2 separate regions of the Mus musculus genome follow, and region 2 is linked to region 1. The links are chromatin loops, found by intact Hi-C in ENCODE. Cell type or tissue: heart. All regions are shown on one strand. Links, peaks and the distances in the headings refer to the core of each region. The heading gives the core; the rest is flanking DNA.

Region 1 (10,357 bases), core at 3,201-8,200:
TCATATTTTCACTTCATAATTTCATTAACCAATTTTCTTTGTGATACAGTCATTTAAAACATATTTCTCATACTCCAAAAGAAATTTCAAATCCACAGTTATTATGTTTATTTTTTTTTATTTGCCTGTTTGTTGTCTAAAGATGGGTGGGGCAGTGGGGAAGATATGAGAGGAGATGGGGGAGAGGAAACCATGATGGTTATATACTGTATAAAAAAATTAATTTCAATAATACAAAACTAATTAAATCCCACAGTATTAAGGCCAAAGTTTTAATGTTCTCATTGGCAATCGATGCTGCAGTTGATGATGAAAATAATACCTTGATTTTAAAGAAATATATCCAAAGCTCCTACTGTGTGAAGAACTTTGTATTTGTCACAGTTTTCCATACAAGCTACTGTACCTTCTCTTTAAGCAGTTTGAAAGAAAATTTTAAACCTCAAAGTATTGAATTATGTAATTCAATAATAAATTTTATTTTTGAGATTATAATGACATTTCTTCTTTCCTCTTTCCAAATCCTCCCATGTGGTCCACACCCCTCTCATTCAAACCCATCGCCTCCTTGTTCCTGTCGTGAGATCTTCGGGTGTCCACAGACGAACTCACCTTCCTCAGGATAATCATTTCTAGCAGGGTCAGGTAGTATAAGCCACGTATCTTCCACTTGTGGGTGCAGGCAAGATCATCAGACATTCAAGATCATTCTCCTTGGAGTGTTTGAAGTCTGAGAGATATGAGATCGGCCTCATAAAGTAAACGAATACTGCACAAGGACTCACTAAGGATAGAAGCGTTTGGGGCCAAGAGAACCTGGGAAGGGGGCATGGGGGGGCGGGGGGGTAGCCAGTGCTGGAAAAGTCACCTCATGTGTACAAGGCCGGAGGATCAGTTCCCAGCGCTACAACACAGGCACGCATGCACGCACGCATGCGCACCTTTTCTTCTCTCAGGTTGTGAGCATACAATTTCCTAGTCTTCTCTCTCAAAGTAGCTAGCTCTCATTGGTCAAAGAAAACCGTGAATTCTCGCTTCTCCCTCCCTCCTTTCATTCGTGTCCCCAGTTTTCTCCTTGCTGTTTCCTTGTCCTCATCTTCCTTCACTTGATGTATAGGATAGCAAATGTCTATGACATTAGAATGTGATTTTTTTATATAAATGTTACGAAAACGATTAAAGTAGACCCAGGATGCATAGACAAATGATTAGCCATCTGTGTAAATACTGTGCAGTGTTTTTAAGGACAAGATAATTAAAATGTTGCCAGACCATAGCCTAAATAAAGTCACCATAAGCTTAGCCATCCAGGACTGCAATCTATGGGCCTCTTGTTTCTAAAATGAAACCTAAGTTACTTCTACATTTCAGGTCCTGGGCTAGTCTTTCTGTTTTCTGCCCCATTTCTTGTGTAATATCTCCATTCTCCCATTACCACAACCATCCAGAATGAAATTACCAAGCTGATTCTCCTTATCATTTATGCTGTTTATATCAGCAGATACCCATTTCTCCTGTGAAAGAACCATGAAGAACCTACCACCTCCTCAGCATCATCTCTGCGCTAGGCCTGCAGATGTGAAGGAAGAGTAACAGCGACAAATAAAGGAAATTTGAAAATTCTCACGCTTTTCACCAAAAACCAGTAAAATGGGAACAAATCTAAAAGAGTAAAATAAAGAGATGGATGCTGAAGAGGGTAAACACTAGTGAAAGAGATTAAGGCAAGCAGAAAGAAAGTTCCTGGGTTCAAAAACCATAAGAATTACTGTTACTGTTAGTGTTAAAACCCAAAGCAATCTACAGATTCACAGCAGTCCCTGTCCAAATCGCAAGGATACACTTTACATAAATAGGAAAGCAATATTAAAATTCTCATGAGGCCACAGAAGATCACAGACAGGCAACACAATCATGAATGAAGCAATAGTAGAGGTATTATGCTACTCTGTGCCCGATCTGATGAAGCTATGTGGTCACAGCAGTGTTTCCTGACACAAAGTCCCACAGAAACAGAGCAGAATGCAGAGCTTAGCAAATAATGCCTCACACCTGAGGCTAGTGAGTCTCCCTCAGGACACCAAAATACACAGGGGGTGGGGATGGGGTGGGGGTGGGGATGGGGTGGGGGTGGGGATGGGGTGGGGGTGGGGAGTCTCTTCAATAATGGATACTGGGAAAACTGGGTGTTGTTACTAAAAAGAATGAAGCTGTACCCATCTCTTTCAATATGAACTCAAAATGGATGTAAGATTAGACTGTAGGATCTGAACCTACAAAGCTCCTAAAAGAAAAATATACAAAAAAAAAAAAAAACCTTCACAGTGGTCTTGGTGATGGTCTCTTTAATAAAATATCATAAGAATGGGTAATGGAAGCAACAAAATAGGTAAGTGGGTTGTATCATAAAAAATAACAGCAGCAAAAATACTTTTTGCATAGCAACCAGAATGATCTACAGAATGGCAAGAAACTCGAGGGGGAGGGAGAAGCTATTTGCAATCCTCATATCTAAGAAAGAGTTAATATCCAAGATATGTAATGGATGCCTAAAATGTGGTGACAATCCTACAAGTCTTGTCACCTCCCTGATGTATCTGCTCAGCTGATCCTGTGTGACTGAGTGTCACACACTCACAACTGAGCTATGCTCACTGTCAATCTTCCTCCTTTACCAAGAAAATGTCAGCAGGGCCTTGGACTGTTCCAGAATCTTTGGTATTCATATCTTACATCCAACACTCCTCATCTTTTGAGTAAGTCTGGAATTTAAGCTTCTTGCAGTGTAAGCGTCTACTTCAACTCTTTAAATATGCATATAAAATATGTCTTTGTTCTAGTATTGATGATGAAAAATAACAAAAAAAATGAAAAGTTCTTTTTGAAGCTGCTTCAATACGCACATGCACCTTTTCTTTCTGTTCACATTGTTGTTGTTATTGTTGTTGTTGTTGTTTTTATAGTATTCAACAATTAAATCTGATGTGTTTTACAAACTCATTAGAAGACTGAATTTTTTTCATCAGCGTCAGTTCTTAAAAAATTCTGGAAATTCATGTTTATACAAAGCTTGGAAAAGCAGAGGATAAATACTAGGGAAACATTCCAGTCGACTTTGCGCAGGTCAGAACCCCAACATTTTTTTTTCTAACATCGTGCCCCTTGTTTATTTACAGCCGCAGATACGCGCTAGCTTCTGGTGCTGGTGGAATGAATGCGCTGACCTCACACACACATTTCTGCCAGTGACGGTTTGAAGATGATAAAGTAGTCCAGAGCAAATATCTCCACTCTCTGATAGCGGGAGGCACTTTGTGTACAAAAAGCAATGGTCTGGAACAGAGTCAAGCTCTAGAAAGCAGGACAGTCGTTTCTCATCATAAACACATTATTCCTGTCGAGTCGAAGGAGAATGGTGGAGGTAGGGAAGGCTTTGAAAACAGCATACACGTTCCTCATGACTTCCCTTGTGAACAGGGGCCTCAGATCAGCCTGCAGTGGACATCAGAGGGATTCACGTTACCCCACTGTGATGAATAATGAAACACAATGCATAATTGTCCGCAAGTTCTTAGAACCTCCTCAGACCCCAGCTACCGTGCAGAATGCATTACCTCAGGCTCCACGGGGTCACGAGGGAGGTAACCAAGAGTCGGGACGAGTAAATAGACAGTATTGTACCAAACTCCTGTCGCTATGACAACCCTCTAGAAATGCCGGACTCCCATTTTCTCAGCTGCTTTTACTGCTCTGAGGAGAAAGAACAAATGGCCTTTGCAAGCGGCAACCCTGGTTAGTCTCCGACTTTACAGCTTCACCATAGACATGCCCACACAAGTCACTTTCCTTCTCTTCGTCTCCAGCAAATATCGTCAAAATATTCTTCTCATGTGAAAGGTGCTTAATCTTTTACAAAATGAAGTAGTGATGCAGGAAATCTCATTAAATTGCATTTACGTTATAACTGATAGAGATTTTAGCAGCGCGGGCTGAATCAAACTTTCACACTTGAGGGGCCAGCGAGAGTCCTTTCTCTTCTCAGTGTGAAGGATTTAAGTAGCTGAAGGCATCTCTGTGGTGTGAGAGTCTGGTGGGAAGCAGCAGCCTGTTACCCTGACACTGCATCCAGGCGCAGGAGGGGTGTGAGGCTTAGGGGAAATGAGTGTGGTTTCATCTATTGGGCAACTTCTTGTTAATGAAAAGTATGCAGTGCGGCCCGTGCATTAGCTCAGAGCACAGAAGATTCGAGGGTCACCTGACTTTCCAGTGACGCCCCACATAACACTCTCAGCCCTCCTTAATGCAAAACATGCATGTATATTTCCTTTCTTAAAATTAGTAAAACAGTTTTTTACTTATTGCTAACTCTGCCATTCAACATAAATTATATGAGGCCGGAAAACGTTTATCTCCTGTAACTTTCTTTTTCCCGGGAGCTCAGAATGGCATAAAAGTTCAAGGCATATCTACTGAATAAAAACAAGAGTTAATAAATGAATCTTTCAACACTTTGTTCTCAGCCATAGATAGGAGGAAATACTATATATGATATAACATTATTCTTAATACCAAGTATGACATAAATTTGAAATATTTTATGAAGTAAATCTGCAGTTAACATGAGCTGTTATAATTACTCAATACCAAAATGTTCAAAATCCAGAGAAAATATAAAACTCAAGAAGAAAAATAATTCTTTCATAAAACAAGTTATATTTCCTAACTAATGAACTGTGGGGTGTGTGTGTGTGTGTGTGTGTGTGTGTGTGTGTGTGTGTGTGTGTGTTATGTGGTGTGTGTATGTGATGTGTGTCTGTGTGGTGTGTGTGATGTGTGTGTGTGTGTGTGCGCATGCGCACACACATGCACTCTCACAAGCATGCCTGCCCGTGCACTGTCTATAGACCACAGGACTACTTGCCAGAGTCAGTTCTAACCTTTCAATGGGGCCTGAGAACTGAAGTCAGATCAGGATCTGACCCAGTGGCAAGTATCTTAACTCACTGAGTTATACAACCAGACCAAGAGGATAGATATTCTTAATGTTGCTTAATATACCAGGCTTGTCATACATAGGCTTCTGCTTTATGAGCTAATAATAACATTTAAAAACCAAAAGAGCGTCTGAGAGTGTAGCTCAGTGGTAGAGCCCTTGCCTAGAATCTATGAGGTCCAATGTTTCAATCACCAAAACACACACACACACACACACACACACACACGCACACGCACACGCACACGCACACGCACACTGAAGAGGTGGGGATAAGAAGGAAGGAGAGAGAAGGAGATTGTCATTTTACATAAAAGGCAATTTCTTGTTTAGATACAACTCTTCATGAACTTAGGGATGAACTTGAGTCATGTTCATGACTGTCTTTTTTGTTTCATATTTAACTAAAATGCATTGGATGAGAATCCTAAGGAGAAACGAATGTCAGGTGAGGTAGAAAAGGGCCATCAGGGTGGTGTCCTGAGAAAAGTGGGGCCTGCAGGCAGAGGCAGCTCACCCAGATGACCTGGCTCAGGCTGCAAACTCAGATGAACATCTACATAGCTCCACAGAGGCAAACATCACAGCAAGGAGGAACAGCAAAACAGGGCCAATCAGCCAGTCATACTAAAAGCTAGCCTTCTAGAAAAGAATTTACAATGTGCATTGAAGAATATTAAGCATTATGTTGTGAGTGTTCTCTTCCTGGGTCAGTTGCACTTTTCAGATACACCTGCCAGAAATGAAGTAAGTTTTGAACAATAGAGAATTAGATTTGTGTTGATTTAATGAGAAATGCTTTTTATTTGTTTTATATATATATATATATATATATATATATATATATATATATTTGTTTTCTGTGGCAAGTAGTCTATTGGAAGTTGATTGTAGGCAGTAATTTAGTACAGAGCAATAGCTGGCCTATTCTCTTGAGCTTGTATTCTGGATTATAAATCCAACTTCATAGTTGGAGAGGATGCGCCTAACCCCGCAGAGACTTGATGTGCCTGCCAGGTGGGGGAATACCCAGGAGACACCTCTCCCTTTCAAAGAAGAAGGGTTATGAGGAAGGGACTGTGAGGGAGACAAGGAAGGGGCAACATTTGGGATGTAAATTAATTCATTAAAAAAATAAGGCCAACTCAAGGTTTAAAGAACTCAAGGTTTGAGAATTCAAGGTTTAACTAGAAAAGTGCTGATTGTGTCATGCTAATGATGGTTAGCCTTTGCTGCAGGGTCTCTCTTCCCTCCTACTCGCTATGTGGAGTTACTTAGCTTTCCCAGCTATAGCAGAGGTAGAGGAACTAGATTATAGAAAACATGGAAAGACAAAGGACAAGCTGAGATAATCAACTTGTAATACCTCCACATTTCTGTTGTCATTATTGTAAATGGGTTTTTTTTATTATACTTGGTTCCAAAATTATATTAAAAGACCCCTAAAAGTAGTTTTATTAAAAAATGTTAAAGAGCTAGAGATGGCTCAGTAGATAAGAACATATGTTGACCTTGTAGAAGACCCCTAAGTGAGGGTCCCATCACCCATGATGGATGGCTCACCATTACCTATACCAAGAGGTTTAGGGGATCCAAAACTCTTGTCTAGGCTCCACAGGTACCTGGACTCAGTGTTCAAATAGACACATAAAGACTAATTAAAATTTTAAGTTAATTTTTCCTCTTCCAAGTTAATACAGATGGACAAACATCACCAAAGATAATTTCCAGTTATTAAAACCCTTGTAAAATGTTGTTGGCGAGGGAAGTCTTTAAAACACAAACTAGGGTTGTTGAACTGCACTTTTTAGTGCATGCACTACTTAAAGGATTTCCTATGTCTTAAATAAGCTATATTATTTAAAAAATTTTTGCTGGCAATTTGGGAATTCAAACTATTGAGGTTACATAATTCTTTTCCAATACAGTTGATAGAAAACTGCACAAATGTCACAATTTTGGCTACATGGTCTCTAAAGAAAGCATAAATATGAGAGTATGAACTATAATTCTACTGTTGAAACAACCTTGGCTAGAACTCTGCTTATCTATGTTGAAAGACCATTTGTGTTAAAGAAGTTCCAAGATTTATTTTTAGAAGGCAACATGGAAAAAGAACATCCAAACAGACACTCATGAGCCATTTCTTCCACAATTTTAATTTAAAATTATCATTCTATGGCTTTTTGAGTTTGGCTCTTTTGAAAAATTCTTCTTCGAATTAGTCAAATTAGCTACTGTGAAGCCTAGTTCAAGACCAATTCAATTTCATTTATTAGACACTGTTAATTATGTCTATAGACACTTATTTCACTGTTAATTATGTCTATAGTTAGAGTGAGAGGAGCTCACATGGTAATAGAAACTAAATGGGTGGACTGAGAGTGGGAAGAGATGCTTCGCCAAGTCCATCAAGTGTTTTGGAAAACACAGGGCCAGCGCCAGTTCAGTTCCACAAAACTAAACAGTCTAAGGAATTCCTGGGAGCGCGGCCTGAGTCACTCTGCTGAGCTGCCACGGGGCCATGTCTCATTCATAGGCCGCTATCAAGAGTGTTGGCGATGCACTTCAGCATGAGTTACTTTTATGATCTGTGACCAAACACATGACAAGAAGCATGCACAGCTGTACCCTGGCTCCTGGTTTGAGGCATAAGGTCCATAATGGCAATTAAGGCATGGTGGCAGGTGGTCCCTGGTAGTGGGAACAGGAGGATGCCTCCTTGGAAGATCCCAGTAGATCAGGAAGTAGTGGCTCAGGTCAGAATAGGCCTGACTATAAACCATTAAACCTATTCCCGGTGATCCATTTAATTCAGCAAGGACTCAAATAGGAGCTCCAAAAATAGCACCTCCAACTGAAGATGTGTCTAAATCTCAGATAACAACTTGTATTTGTAAATCACACTGATCTTCAACAAGTGTAACAAGAATATGGAATACGGAAAAAATACTTTCTCTAACAAATAGTGTTAGGGTGTGGCCCTACATATTTCCTCTCTGCTGGGGGGAGGGCACCTGGGTGCCATCTGCACCCCACTGGGAGGAAGCAGGCCAAAGTCTTAAACAGGGTTCCTGGTCTCCTTTCTGGGTACCTGGGCACCACAGAGTATCAACAAGAGAGGGAGTCGGGAGGGAAAGTCAGGAATGGATGTCCACCGGTCTCTGCTTCCCCTGATGGTGTCCGTTCAGCAGGCAGGAAGGGGAAACAGAGCCCAGGAGAATGAATCCTCTCTGATTGAGAGCAAGGCCAACTGTACCTACAGATGGGAGGGGAGATGGCCTTATTCGGGAGTCTTAGATGCGGCTCTTTAGTCAAAGACCTTCCCCGAGGCAGTCCTTAGAGAAGCAGCTCTCAGAGATGGACCTTGCTTGTTCATACTGGTTATTTGATGGTGCATGTAAATGCATATACTTTATTGTATTAAATATCTTTTGTGGAAGGAATACCCAGAAAGGGAAGCAAATTGGCTGAAGGAGCAGGGATATCTAGATACCTCATTAGCATGGAGATCTCCAGGTGTTAATGCTATGTGACTTAGTGCCCAAGGTCCTCAGCTGGGGTGTCATGCTTCCAGAGCAGGTACACAGACAGGTAGAGAGTGGCTCCACTTCTGCTCAGATCCCGGGAATCTCAGATTTCTGAGATTCCCGGGATCTGAGCCCAACCTTGTCAGTCCTTATGTCTGTCTGGTAACACAGTCCCACATGTCCTACAACAGGGAAACAATATTCTAATGCCAAAGACTGAAACCACGCAGGTAACTGAATTAGCAATGGTGTGTTGGAAACAATACCCAAAGCATAGGCAAGAAAAGCAAAAACAGACAAGGGACAATATAGAGAGCTAAAAATTTTTCTGCAGAGAAAAAGGAACTATCAGAAAATAAAAAGGCAGCCCATAAACAAAAAGGAATATTTGCAAATCTGATACAAGATTTGGGTATCAAAATATATGAGGAACCTCTCAAACTCAGTACCTAAAAAGCTGTTCAGGTTTTAAAATCCGGAAGAGAATGGGATTTTCAGTTGTCCAAAGATTTTAAATGACCAGAAGGAATATAAAAAGGTCCTTTATCTAATCCAACTATAGTGTCATTCTGTCTGACTACGAGTGTACTTACTACCGAGAAGACCAAAGACAAGAAGTGTGGATAGGGATGTGAAAGCCCAAAATCTGATGTCCTTGAAGAGGACCATAACGTATTACAGCTGCAATGGAAAACAGTATGTACTGAGACGAGCCATAGAATTGCATATCTATGATATCTACCCAAATGAAATTAAATTAACTTCGGGTCACCAGATGGTATCTTTCCTCCCATATTCATTGCAGGCTAATTCATAATAAGCACAAGCTAGAGGAAGACTGTCCCCCGTCGATGCAATGACAGATAAAACATATACATGTACAATGGATTCATCCTTGAAAAATAAGGAAATACTGTTGTTGCTCATGATAGCATGGATAGTTCTGAAGAATACCTTTTCTAAGTTATCTGTTCTTCACAAGAAGACATATACAACAGGACCTCTCTTACATGAAGCACCTGAAACAGTTCAAAGTATACGAGCAGACAGACAATAGAACGGTTATTGCCCGAGGCTGTGGGAAGAGAGGGGTATGGGAAATTGCAGTTTAGTGAGTCTGCCGTTGTAATTATACACACAGAGCAACATCCAGAAATCTGCTGCTCATCCTAGTGTTTGTAGCTTGGTAATAAGGTGCTGTGTATGAAGAGAGTAGGGCTGGCGTTAAGGGTTATTACTATAAACAAGCAAGCAAGCAAAGAAAGAAATAAGACACAAAGCTGGGGTAGCAAATACTGAACAAAAGCAGTGATTCCACGGGGCTAACAGGATGAAAAAAGTAGGCTGAGCGCAGAGCACACTGGGGTTCATTACGATGCTCTATGTTTGGATGTGTGAAATTCTTTATAAAATGAAATTTAAAATATGTTTAAGGTTAAGAAGGGTGACCATAAAAACTTTTTTAAAAAAACCTGAGACCTAATTAAAGAAAAATTAGAAATAGTTCATATTTTCCCCGTAAGAACTGATTCTTGTTCATTTATTAGTCAGGGATTTTGTGTCCATGCTTGGGGATTTGCTCTGTTTAGATGGTCTTATGTGGCCCAAGCCAACCTCCAATATCCACCGTCCTATCTCTGGGTCACAAATGCTGGGAATACAGGCATGCTCTGCCATGCATGCCTCTGAGCTGGTTTGTATATCTGTGCTTCCTTTTCTTGTCTCGTGGTCAGAGTCACTCCAACACAAATAACGCGAGTGTCTGGTACTTGTTCCCACACTTTGAAAGTGTTCCTGTCTAATGTCCCTGTAAAATCTCCCAGATCCACCCTGG
Region 2 (10,357 bases), core at 1,738-6,737, 53 kb after region 1:
TGTATGAAAGTCTTCGCTTTTTTTGTGGCTAAAAGGCTTTTTCTTTTCTTCTCTCACCAGGGGGAAATGTTTGCCTTGAGCAAGCTCCCCATGGCAAACTTCTTTGAAAAACAAATTCTGAAGTCTATTCAGCCTTGTTTCCAGTTCCTTCTAGCTAAAGCATTTAAAGGAGGTGTTGGGACATCACCCACCACTGCCTTTCTGGGAGGTTATCTGGGCCTACGTGATGCATAGACAGAGTTCCCAGAAGACTTTCTAAGTGTCTTCTGGAAAGTGACTCTTTACATAAAACGATTCTACGTGGAACTTCTCTCCCAGAATAAATCTTTCATAAACACAAAATTGGTTCAACCCTCAAAGTCCTCATAATGTTATATTCTTAAACTTCGGTACATTGCGTTCAATATGCAAATGAAACCTTCACACAACTAGTCAATTCATCTGTAAGTTAATAAGAGTTGTTTTTATAATAACGCAAAAAAGTCTGCGCCTACAGCAGTAGAGCCTAATCCACCAGTGAGACAGCGTGAAGGATCCACGGCTGAGACAAGGAGGAGGAGGAGTGCACTTGGCTATTTGCTCCTTCCGAGTAGATTCCACCATCAGGTGGCTTTCTTTTATCGCAATCTCCTTTTCATTTGTAGTTTTCAATAAGTGCTACTCTCTCTACTGTTTAACAATAATTCCCAGATTATTGAAGCACAAGCCCAGATAAAGCTTCACCCACGGACACTAATCTTTCCCTTGACCCATAGTTGAGTGGTAAACAAATTTTGTGTTTATTAAAGATTTATTCTGGGAGAGAACTTCCATGTGGCATCTTCTTGGAGAGTCACTTTCAAGAAGATACTTACAAAGACTTCTGGGAACTCTGCCTATGCGTCACGTAGACTCAGATAACTTTCCAGAAAGGCAGTGGTAGGAAACCCAGATTTATCTTCGTGTGACTAGGTGATGGCCATTCATGAAGATCAAAGATTTAATCTTTACATTTTACAGTTACCCTTACACAATAAGGTTAAATCTTTAAGGATAACTTTCAGTGAAATGTTACCAATTGTATTACTTAGTTCTCTTTCCAGTTATAAAAAACACCAGGGCCAAGAGTGACTTATGGAAGGAAGAGTTGATTTTTGCCTATGGTTCCAAAAGGAAAGTTCAAAATGGAGGGAAAGGGATTGACTGCTACATGCAGGCAAGCTTGCTGGAACCAAAAGCTGAGCGATCATATATTCAATCAAAAACACAAAGCAGGGAGAGCAAACTGGAATCTGAGCGAGGCTATGTAATCTCAAAGCCCTTCCCTTAATGACATACTTCCTCCAGCAAATTAAAGTTCCCAGAGCCTCCCCACATTGCCACCAACATGGGACTAAGTGTTCAAAGAGATGAGCCTGTGGGGACATTGCCCATTCAAATCACCACACCTATGTGAAAAATGCTCTTCTACCAAAAGGAGATTAAAAATATCTATCTAGTGTGTATGTAATTAAGTTAATCAAAATAGTTAACAAAACCAGTTTGCATAGTGGGGGAATGTGGACTCAAAAGCCTGGCTTAAATCTAGTTTAAATCTAATAATATGACCCAAAGTGAATTTTTGAGATTCACATTCACTACATATAAATCCATGAAGAATAATGCCAACACTGCTGTGAGGGAGTGCGTGAGCTCCTGTGAAGAAAAAGGCCTAATTGGGTGATAGTTCCTAGAGCCAATGGGTAGTTTAATGCGCCCATCATATTGGAATTCAGAGTACAACTGAGAAAAGAAATTACACAGAGCTTAAAATGATTTGGCTATATTCTTGGCCACCAGGAATTAATAAATTAAAATTGAGTAGTTTGAAATCAGTTTAATCATCAACCTATTAAAAAAACTTATATTTTGAGCTCAACTTGTGGCAGGTACTATGATGGTGTAGAGGGAACGCAGCATTCAGTCTCTGGCCTGGTACCAAGGGAATACAGCATTCTTTCAGTCACTGACCCGATACAGAGATCAGATTAGATTAGATTTAGATTCGATTTAGACCAGGCTTTTGAGTCTACATCCTCCCACTATGCAAACTGATTTGGCAAACTATTTTGATGAACTTAATTACATACACACCAGATAGATATTTTTAATAACATTTTGGTAGAAGAGCATTTTACACATGGGTGTGCTGATTTGAATGAGGAATATAATCATAGCATTCATTCAGTCACTGGCCTGGCACAGTTCTTTCACATGACCTTGTCAGTGACCCACACTAACCTCTATAGGTTATTCTACCTTCACTTCTTTTGCGGTGATAAAACACCCTGACTGTAAGCAGCCTCCTCGGGAAGGAAAGGGTGATTTGACTTTCATCACTGAGGGCAAGTCAAGGCATGATCTCAGGCAGCTCACCACATCTCATCCACATATGGCAGAGCAACGTCAATCCATGTGCAGGGTGCTCGCTGCTTATGCCTGACCAGCCTTCTTCATTCTGTACAGTTCAGAGTCCAGCCCAGGAAACAGATGTCCCCTCATGCTCAGTGGGTCTTCCTACCTTAATAAACATTAAGGTGATTCCCCCCTCCCCCTACCTCCACAAACAAGTCCATGGGCCAACCTCACCCAGACAATGTCTCAGGCAGGGACTTTTTTTTATTTATGAGTACACTGTAGATGTCTTTAGACACACCAGAAGGTATCAGATCTCATTACAAATGGTTGTGAGCCACCATGTGGTTGCTGGGAATTGAACTCAAGACCTCTGGAAGATCAGCCAGTGTTCTTAACCTCTGAGCCATCTTGCCAGCCCCTCAAGCAGGGTCTTCTTTAGGATCTCCCCGCAAAGTAATTTCAGGTTGAGGCAAATTGACATGTAAAGCAGCTAGAACGATAGTCAAGTACAAAATTAGCGTTAGTAGTCTACAAGTGCTCTAAAAAACAGGGCAGAGGCACATCTCAGCAGGAATTAGCAGGGACATTCCCATTGCATGGAAGACACACTAATAGAGATGATGAGAAAGAGAGAGGTAGAGAAGAAAGCCTGAGTGAAAGTGACTTGTGTCAAAGGGACAGGTTCAAAACTGCCCTTGGAGCAGGCACATCCTTACTGAAGCACACAAAGAATTCCTTATTGCACAACACTGTATGTTGGCACGAAAGTCCACGTGAAGCAGTTCCATGCTGACCTTGTCTTCACTGAGGCAGGAGGATAAACATTGTCTTCAAAACAACCTGATTTGGAATTGGTGCTCATGCCCAGGCCATAGTTCCCATCCCTTAGACTTAACTACAGTCCACATTTAAAGTTCACCTTTTAACATACACGCGCACGTTCTGCTTCCAGCTTCATGGGAAACATTTGATAGGCGTTGCCCATCTAAGATGCAAATCCTAGTTGTACAATGAACTAGCTGGGAGACAAAGGGGGTCTAGAGGATGACCTCCTCTGCAGGCACAGCAGGATCTTGCTGATAGCAGAATAATGCACCTCACCCACCACTCTGCGCAACGGAAGATCCCTAGCATTCCCTTCTCTACCATAAAGACAGAAGCCAAGAATGACAGGGAGAGTTCATTTCCTTGCTCTGTCTGGTAAAATAAGCGTCAGGTTGAATTTGTAAATAGGCTTCCTGAGTATTTTCCTGTCTTCTGCCTCAGGTCCCTTTAGGCAACAGTAGAAAGACCCCTAGTAATGGCACCTCAGTACACAGGAAGAGGGATCTACAGGGCACAGAGAGAGATCTACAGGGCCTTTTGGTCCTTTGGGTGGGCAGTCCCTCTGCCGAAGAAGAAAGCGTCCCGCCCTGCATGCTGGCTTAAAACTTAAGGGCAAAACAAAACAAAACAAAACAAAATCAAAAAACAAGAACAAACGAAAGACAACTTCCCCAAACCAAGCAGATTTCGGGAATCACTACAGGACATTTGTGTGAACAGTCGGAGTATTCAAAGTCCAGGTTGATACAGAACCTTCTCTCCTAGGTTCCAGATCCCAGGTTGTCATGGGATATGTTAGTTTCTTCGTTGAGTAAGAAATAAACAGCTTTATGTGAGACACAACTCTGAACTAGGACTGCCCCTCCCAGCGGTCAGCTGGGGCTGATACTGTCCAGGCGTCGCCCAAGGGAAAAGGTTGTGGCAAGGTCGCTCAGAAAACGCGGGAGGAGTCTGGCGTTGATTGATGCTGGGAAGGGACCGAATGAATAAAAGTACTTGTCTGGGGACAGCAAAGACCCCGCTCAAGCTGCTGAGGATCCGCTGCCTGGCATTCTCTCGGTCTTTTGTCAGAGCCAGAGCTGCATTCAGTTGCGAGAGGCCTGTTTAGGAGCAGCTGGACGCCTGCTGAGAGCCGCAAGCTCCCTAGGGCAGTTGACAACCTGGGAAGGAGGTTCCCTGCTCGTGGCGCTGCTCCTGGTGCTTCCAATCCGCACGAGGTAACGAACCATCCTGGTTTAGCTTTGAATTAACATCTGTGGCTGAACCGTGCTTTGGGGCTTCCGCTTTGCTTAGTGGTTCGGGGGTTTTTTAATTAGTAAAACTTACACACGACAGCGATTTAAACCGAGATTGGGTTGTAAGGCGAGTGTTTGAAGTCACTGGGACAGCACAGAAGTTGGTGCTGATCTGTTATTCTCTCGGTTCTTGGCTGAGTGCATTGACGTATGCCCTTGGCCGCTAGGTGCCTTCACTCCGGGTCCCCAAGCTTAGCTAAAATTGGGCTTGCTTCTTCCCGGCACATACGAGTGTTCTTTCATTGGGACACGCACCCTCCCCAGTCTGGAACACCCCCTGCCCGAATGCTCCTCCCCACCGACTGGTCTACGGCAGGGCTGGGGATTAAAACTCTGCGAGCAGGGTCCGGGAGGAGACTGAATGCAGACCAGCGGGTGGCGTGCGCCCAAGTTCCCCACTGGCGCGCAAACTTAACTTACTGTTAAGGCGCGGGTAGAGGCAACCGGGCTAGTGTGTTTTCAGAGGCTTGGCTGGGGTAGCTGACTTAAGTGTCCTGTCTTCACTCCCCAGTTGGTCTCCAGACTGAAAACAGCAGAGCGGCTACCAGACTCTCACAGGAGCAAGCTGTAACATGCAATCGCCCGCAAGCCGGTGCGGACGCGCCTTGGTGGCGCTGCTGCTGGCCTGTGGCTTCTTGGGGGTATGGGGAGAGAAAAGAGGATTCCCACCTGCCCAAGCCACGCTGTCACTTCTCGGGACTAAAGAGGTAATGACGCCACCCACTAAGACCTCCTGGACCAGAGGTTCCAACTCCAGTCTGATGCGTTCCTCCGCACCTGCGGAGGTGACCAAAGGAGGGAGGGGGGCTGGAGTCCCGCCAAGATCCTTCCCTCCTCCGTGCCAACGAAATATTGAGATCAGCAAGACTTTTAAATACATCAACACGATTGTGTCGTGCCTCGTGTTCGTGCTAGGCATCATCGGGAACTCCACGCTGCTAAGAATCATCTACAAGAACAAGTGCATGCGCAATGGTCCCAATATCTTGATCGCCAGTCTGGCTCTGGGAGACCTACTGCACATCATCATAGACATACCCATTAACACCTACAAGGTAATGTACCTGATAACGAACGATCTGAGGATCTGGAAACCAAAGGTGGGGTTGTAAGCTGAGTGGTAAAGTGGCAATCTTTAAAGTATTGGTGGTGGTGGGGGGGGGGGGTTAGACACTTTCTCAAGGAGACTGCTCCTCTGCCAATAGTGACAATTGAATTTGAACGAGATTTTCCTGCGGGTTTTCTTAGCCTCTGACAAGTGTAGCTTTCCAGGTAGTGACATTGTTACTATTGGAGATCTGTTAGGAAAGAAGAATTCAGATTCCCTGACCCAGGGTCACTGAATCAGAAGCTCTGGTGAAGATGACAGCAGTGATACATTTTAAAAATCCTTTGTAACTATGACAACATTTAACAGTTGGGAATCACAAGCCTGGAAGTCAGTCTTTCTAGGCACAACCTCTTAAAAGTATGGTCCCCAAAGTGGGATCATGAATATCGTCTGGGAGTTTGTGAGGAGTGCAAATCTGCCCCAAACAGAGTTTGCATCTTGGGTGTACAGATGATTCATGGGTAAGGTAACTTTGGAAAACATGGTTTTCAGGACCCAGAAAGCCTGTCAGTAAGATTTTAGGAAACAATTGGCTTAGGCTAAAGGGGCCTAGAATGGTAAGTAAAAATGTATTTCCTTGATTCGAGTGGCCTTGGATACTCTTCATGGAATTAGTGTCCTGGTCCAAGTGTCAGGTTAGATGCATGACTTCCTTTATCCATTGTGGCAACCCACACATTGGCAGTTATTGCCATTTTACACGTATAATAAGATGTTCAAGGGCCCTCCATGAGTTCAAGGTAGAAAGCAGGCTCTAGTACCTCAGATTCCCAGATGTAAGCTTTGCGACATTATCTCTGATATTTCATGGTAATGCATAAGACACGGTCAGGACAGTGGAGAACTCCGTAATAAAGTCAGTAAAATTGTCAGTAGTAAGCAATATGGTGGTTTGCACAGCTATCAGAAGAAATAGGCTCAGAGAAGAAATCGGCTCAGAGGACAAGGCAGGACATGTACATCCACGCTGTTGACTCCAGGTGGTTTTAGAAGTCAGTACAGCATCCTGGCATGGGGGTCTCCTTCTCTTCTATTTCCCGATGCAGCTTCTAGTGCCCACCTAGGGGGTGTTTGTGATGTTAATAAAAACAGACTGACTGGGCAGTGGTGGCACACACCTTTAATCCCAGCACTTGGGAGGCAGAGACAGGTGGATTTCTGAGTTCGAGGCCAGCCTGGTCTACAGAATGAGTACCAGCACAGCCAAGACTACACAAAGAAACTCTGTCTCGAAAAACCAAAAATAAAATAAAATAAAATATTTTAAAAAACCAGACCGAATAAAAGGTCCAAAAATGTTTAGAGTTGTGCAACTATGTAGCACTTCTTCCCACTGCCATCAATAGAAAGTCACACATAAACACCATACAGGTATAAAGGAATGAGAATGTACTTTGTCCACTTGCCAAAGACCAACCCAAGCCTCTGTGCTATGCAAGGAGCTGAGAGTATTAGGATGGGGAAGGTCGGAGAGCGCTCTGTAACCATAATGACATGAGTGGTTACCTTAAGGCAGCCTTTGAGATTGCTCTTCATTGGTCCCTGGGAATCCTGACCCCAGTAGCCACATTTTAAGGGAACTCCAGACATTTCTGAGACTTAGAGATGGGACATAGATTAGGATCCAAACCCTGGAGAGAAACACTACCAGAAATACAAAGGAGAAATGCTAAAACTCTGGGACAGCAATCACCTTTGATGGCCTCTGAGAATTTGCCTGGAGACATATAAGCTGAGAAGTTCTTTACATGTGATCAGAGGTGGCCCCCTTTTTTAGAGTAGCAAGATGGATCTTTCTTTCCATGGTGGCCAATGAAAACAGTCCAGTTCAGCTCTTCCAAACTGAACTGGGAAGCTTTACAGTAGAAAATGTAAAATAACTGAATCAGATTCCTCCCCAAAGAGAAGATTATAATCTACTTTTGCTAGCTTTGCGCAGAAAGTCCACAGAATTCTGTTTTGGGCAGGCTTCATTGACCTACACATTGAACCAAGCTAGAAACTCCTTATGTCAGCCAGCCATTGAACTGTTGAGTGAAAGGCAGAGTTTAGAACCTCATCTTCCCGTGTGTTCCCACTAGACCACATATAAGTTGATTCTTCCTGGACCATGGTACTTTCTGCCTGGTCAAATGACTATTTGGATTTTCCTGGTGAATATCTGACTGAGCACTGCTGGTCTCCTTTCCAGTTCCTCTATTATTTCCCTGGGAAGTCACATTCTTTACCCCAAAGCTATTCAATGCACTAAAGCTCACTCCTAGAACCGACTGATGAGTCACTAAACTTAGTCATCTACATCTGTCTGAAAGAAACTCAAGTCATCAGCTTAGGTCCCACAGGCAGGAGTGTCAACATGATCTCCTGCAAACCCACAGTGTTGCCTTGGATTTGGTTTGAGGCTGTAACAGTGGCCTCTGTTTCTGGGGCATTATGAACTCATTTTATTCATTATATTACTCAGATAAAGTTACACAGAATGTATGGCTCTCAACCCCGATTTAAGTCACCGAGGAAGTGAAGACCTTATTTGCCCAATATCACAGCGCTGGAAAGTGATTCCTCTTGACTTGAACCCAGTGTATCTGGTCCTAGAACCAGTAGCCTTCCCTATCACACTGCATCAAGAGTGCTAAGGCACAGCTCGCCCTTTTTCCAGCCTGAGCTTCATCAGGACCTCAGCTTGAGTACTTGTGACTCATGGTCGTATTAAGTAAAGACCCAGGCTAAACCTTTTCAGAATTCATCTGAAATGTCAGATTTGCAGCCTGGAAGTCCTCTTGGATAGTCTAGATTATACAGTATAGTGGATAGTCTAGATTATACAGTATAGTGGATAGTCTAGATTATACAGTATAGTGGATAGTCTAGATTATACAGTATAGTGGATAGTCTAGATTATACAGTATAGTGGATAGTCTAGATTATATAGTGGATAGTCTAGATTATACAGTATAGTGGATAGTCTAGATTATATAGTGGATAGTCTAGATTATACAGTATAGTGGATAGTCTAGATTATACAGTATAGTGGATAGTCTAGATTATATAGTGGATAGTCTAGATTATACAGTATAGTGGATAGTCTAGATTATACAGTGTAGTGGATGCTATCCTAAAGTCTATTTACCAGAACACCTGAGACGAGTTAAAAGTCATTTGAGTCCCCTAAATAACTGTAGCTATCTGTAACTTTTACAAATACGTTTTTAGAGCTTTAGAACATTGGGCATTATAATTGCAAATGAATAATTTTAGTGAGTTACGGATGCTATTGTAGATGGCGTCTAAAGGGATAGCTTTGAATTGCTAAGCAAGCAAGTCTCTAACTCTTTGACAGCCTGTTAAGCCCCTCTGGAATCAGACTCCATCAGCACTTCTATTACTATGCCCTAGAAGGTCAGAAGTGTCCCTCTGAATCTCTCACATTCATCTGAAGGTCAATTATGTAGAGTTCAGTGATGCTGACAAGTCACACCATGTCACAGCTCCTGTCAATCCTTAAAAGTTGTCTAAAATACAGGTGGCATCTTGCATGAAGTCTTATCTGCAAGGAGCTGACTACCTTATGAAATCTGCCCACCCCGCCTCACCCTGCTTGCCCCACCCCGCCCCACCCTGCCCTGCCCTCCTCTGTCCTGCCATGCTTCTTCTCAGAATCTGGGTCTCTAGAAACTTAGTTGGAGCCATTCTGTGGTGTCCTCCATCAAGAGGACCCTGTGTTGATGGCGAGGGAAGAGTCTCAGGACAGCAAGCAAGTTGCAGATACTAAACACTTTTAACACTCATGTAAATTATGTGTGAAACAATAAATCTTCTGAATCTTTCACATTAGGATGCCTGGGCTATGCTTACATTGAAGAACATAAAAAACAGTCGAAAGCGGGGGAAATCCAACCATCCACAGTGTGTATTTTTAATATGACACACGGATACAATACCAAATGTTATGTGACTTCGTAGATAAGTAAGTAGACAGATAACATCTGGCCCTGGTCTTGGTGCATAGTAAGCAAATAATAAAAAGCTATCAGAATGTTTGCATTCCTGTGTTAAAATAAGAAGGGAAGCTGATGTTTGGAGTGTTCTTCTTTTTCAGTTTTTGTCATTACAAACATGACTACAAGCATCATAATACATACACACACACACATTTGCACACATGTGTATGTCTAACCTTATCTAAAGGATACATCTTCAAACTTCAAGTGCTAAGTCAAAGAGTGTATGTACTTGCAGCTGATATAAGTGATGTCACATTATGTTATTACTGTACCCTTGGTTCTGATCACTACCTTCGATATATCTCCAGGCACATATCATATCTTAACATCTGGGTTATGTTTTTGAGTCACCATGTCCATGATGATATGACATGGTGTATATATGTACAGTGGACTAAAAGCTACTATTCAAATCCCCAGCGTAAGGCTTAATCTCTCCCTATTCACAAGCTACTTATATACTTCCTACTTATAAAATGATGGAGGCATCTACTTAGTTGCAAATAAAAGCCATAGTGTCTGACTACTGAGCTGTGGTAGCCCAAACATCAAAGCTGTGTAGGAAAGTTGAGAGTACATCTGGATACTAACGTACTGTAGGATTACTGGTCGTCTGGATTGTTACATTGACTTGATTCAGCTCAACAGTAATACTTTTAAAAGACTGAAGACTCCTGGGCATAAATTTTTAAGTTCTTGAGAAAATAATGAGCTTTGGAATTAATTGTTTTGCTTAAAGATATAAG

Evidence for each region. Peaks named below come from ENCODE experiments on the same cell type or tissue, not always from the same donor. Only the 100,000 strongest peaks of a DNase experiment are listed, where the experiment ranks them.
Region 2: it touches region 1 in a loop (2.3-fold over the local background); 3 of 42 quality-filtered maps call a loop at or near these places.

The regions. Positions count from the first base shown.
Region 1 is chr14:103,892,616-103,902,972 of GRCm38, reverse strand. 4930518C04Rik (a long non-coding RNA gene) reads right to left here and starts at 4,206. Exons shown (of 2, transcript XR_383716.3): 1 at 3,615-4,206; 2 at 2,329-3,492. In heart, for the core only: no CTCF peak of the experiment used is centred there; no DNase peak of the experiment used is centred there; H3K4me3 peaks cover 970 bases; H3K27ac peaks cover 993 bases.
Region 2 is chr14:103,838,188-103,848,544 of GRCm38, reverse strand. It overlaps Ednrb (endothelin receptor type B), which reads left to right and starts at 4,069. Exons shown (of 8, transcript NM_001136061.2): 1 at 4,069-4,418; 2 at 5,008-5,551. The coding sequence starts at 5,069. All of the region lies in intron 1 of Gm35197 (a long non-coding RNA gene), which reads right to left. In heart, for the core only: CTCF peaks have their summits at 4,046 and 4,676; DNase peaks (open chromatin) are centred at 4,124 and 4,814; H3K4me3 peaks cover 2,911 bases; H3K27ac peaks cover 2,159 bases.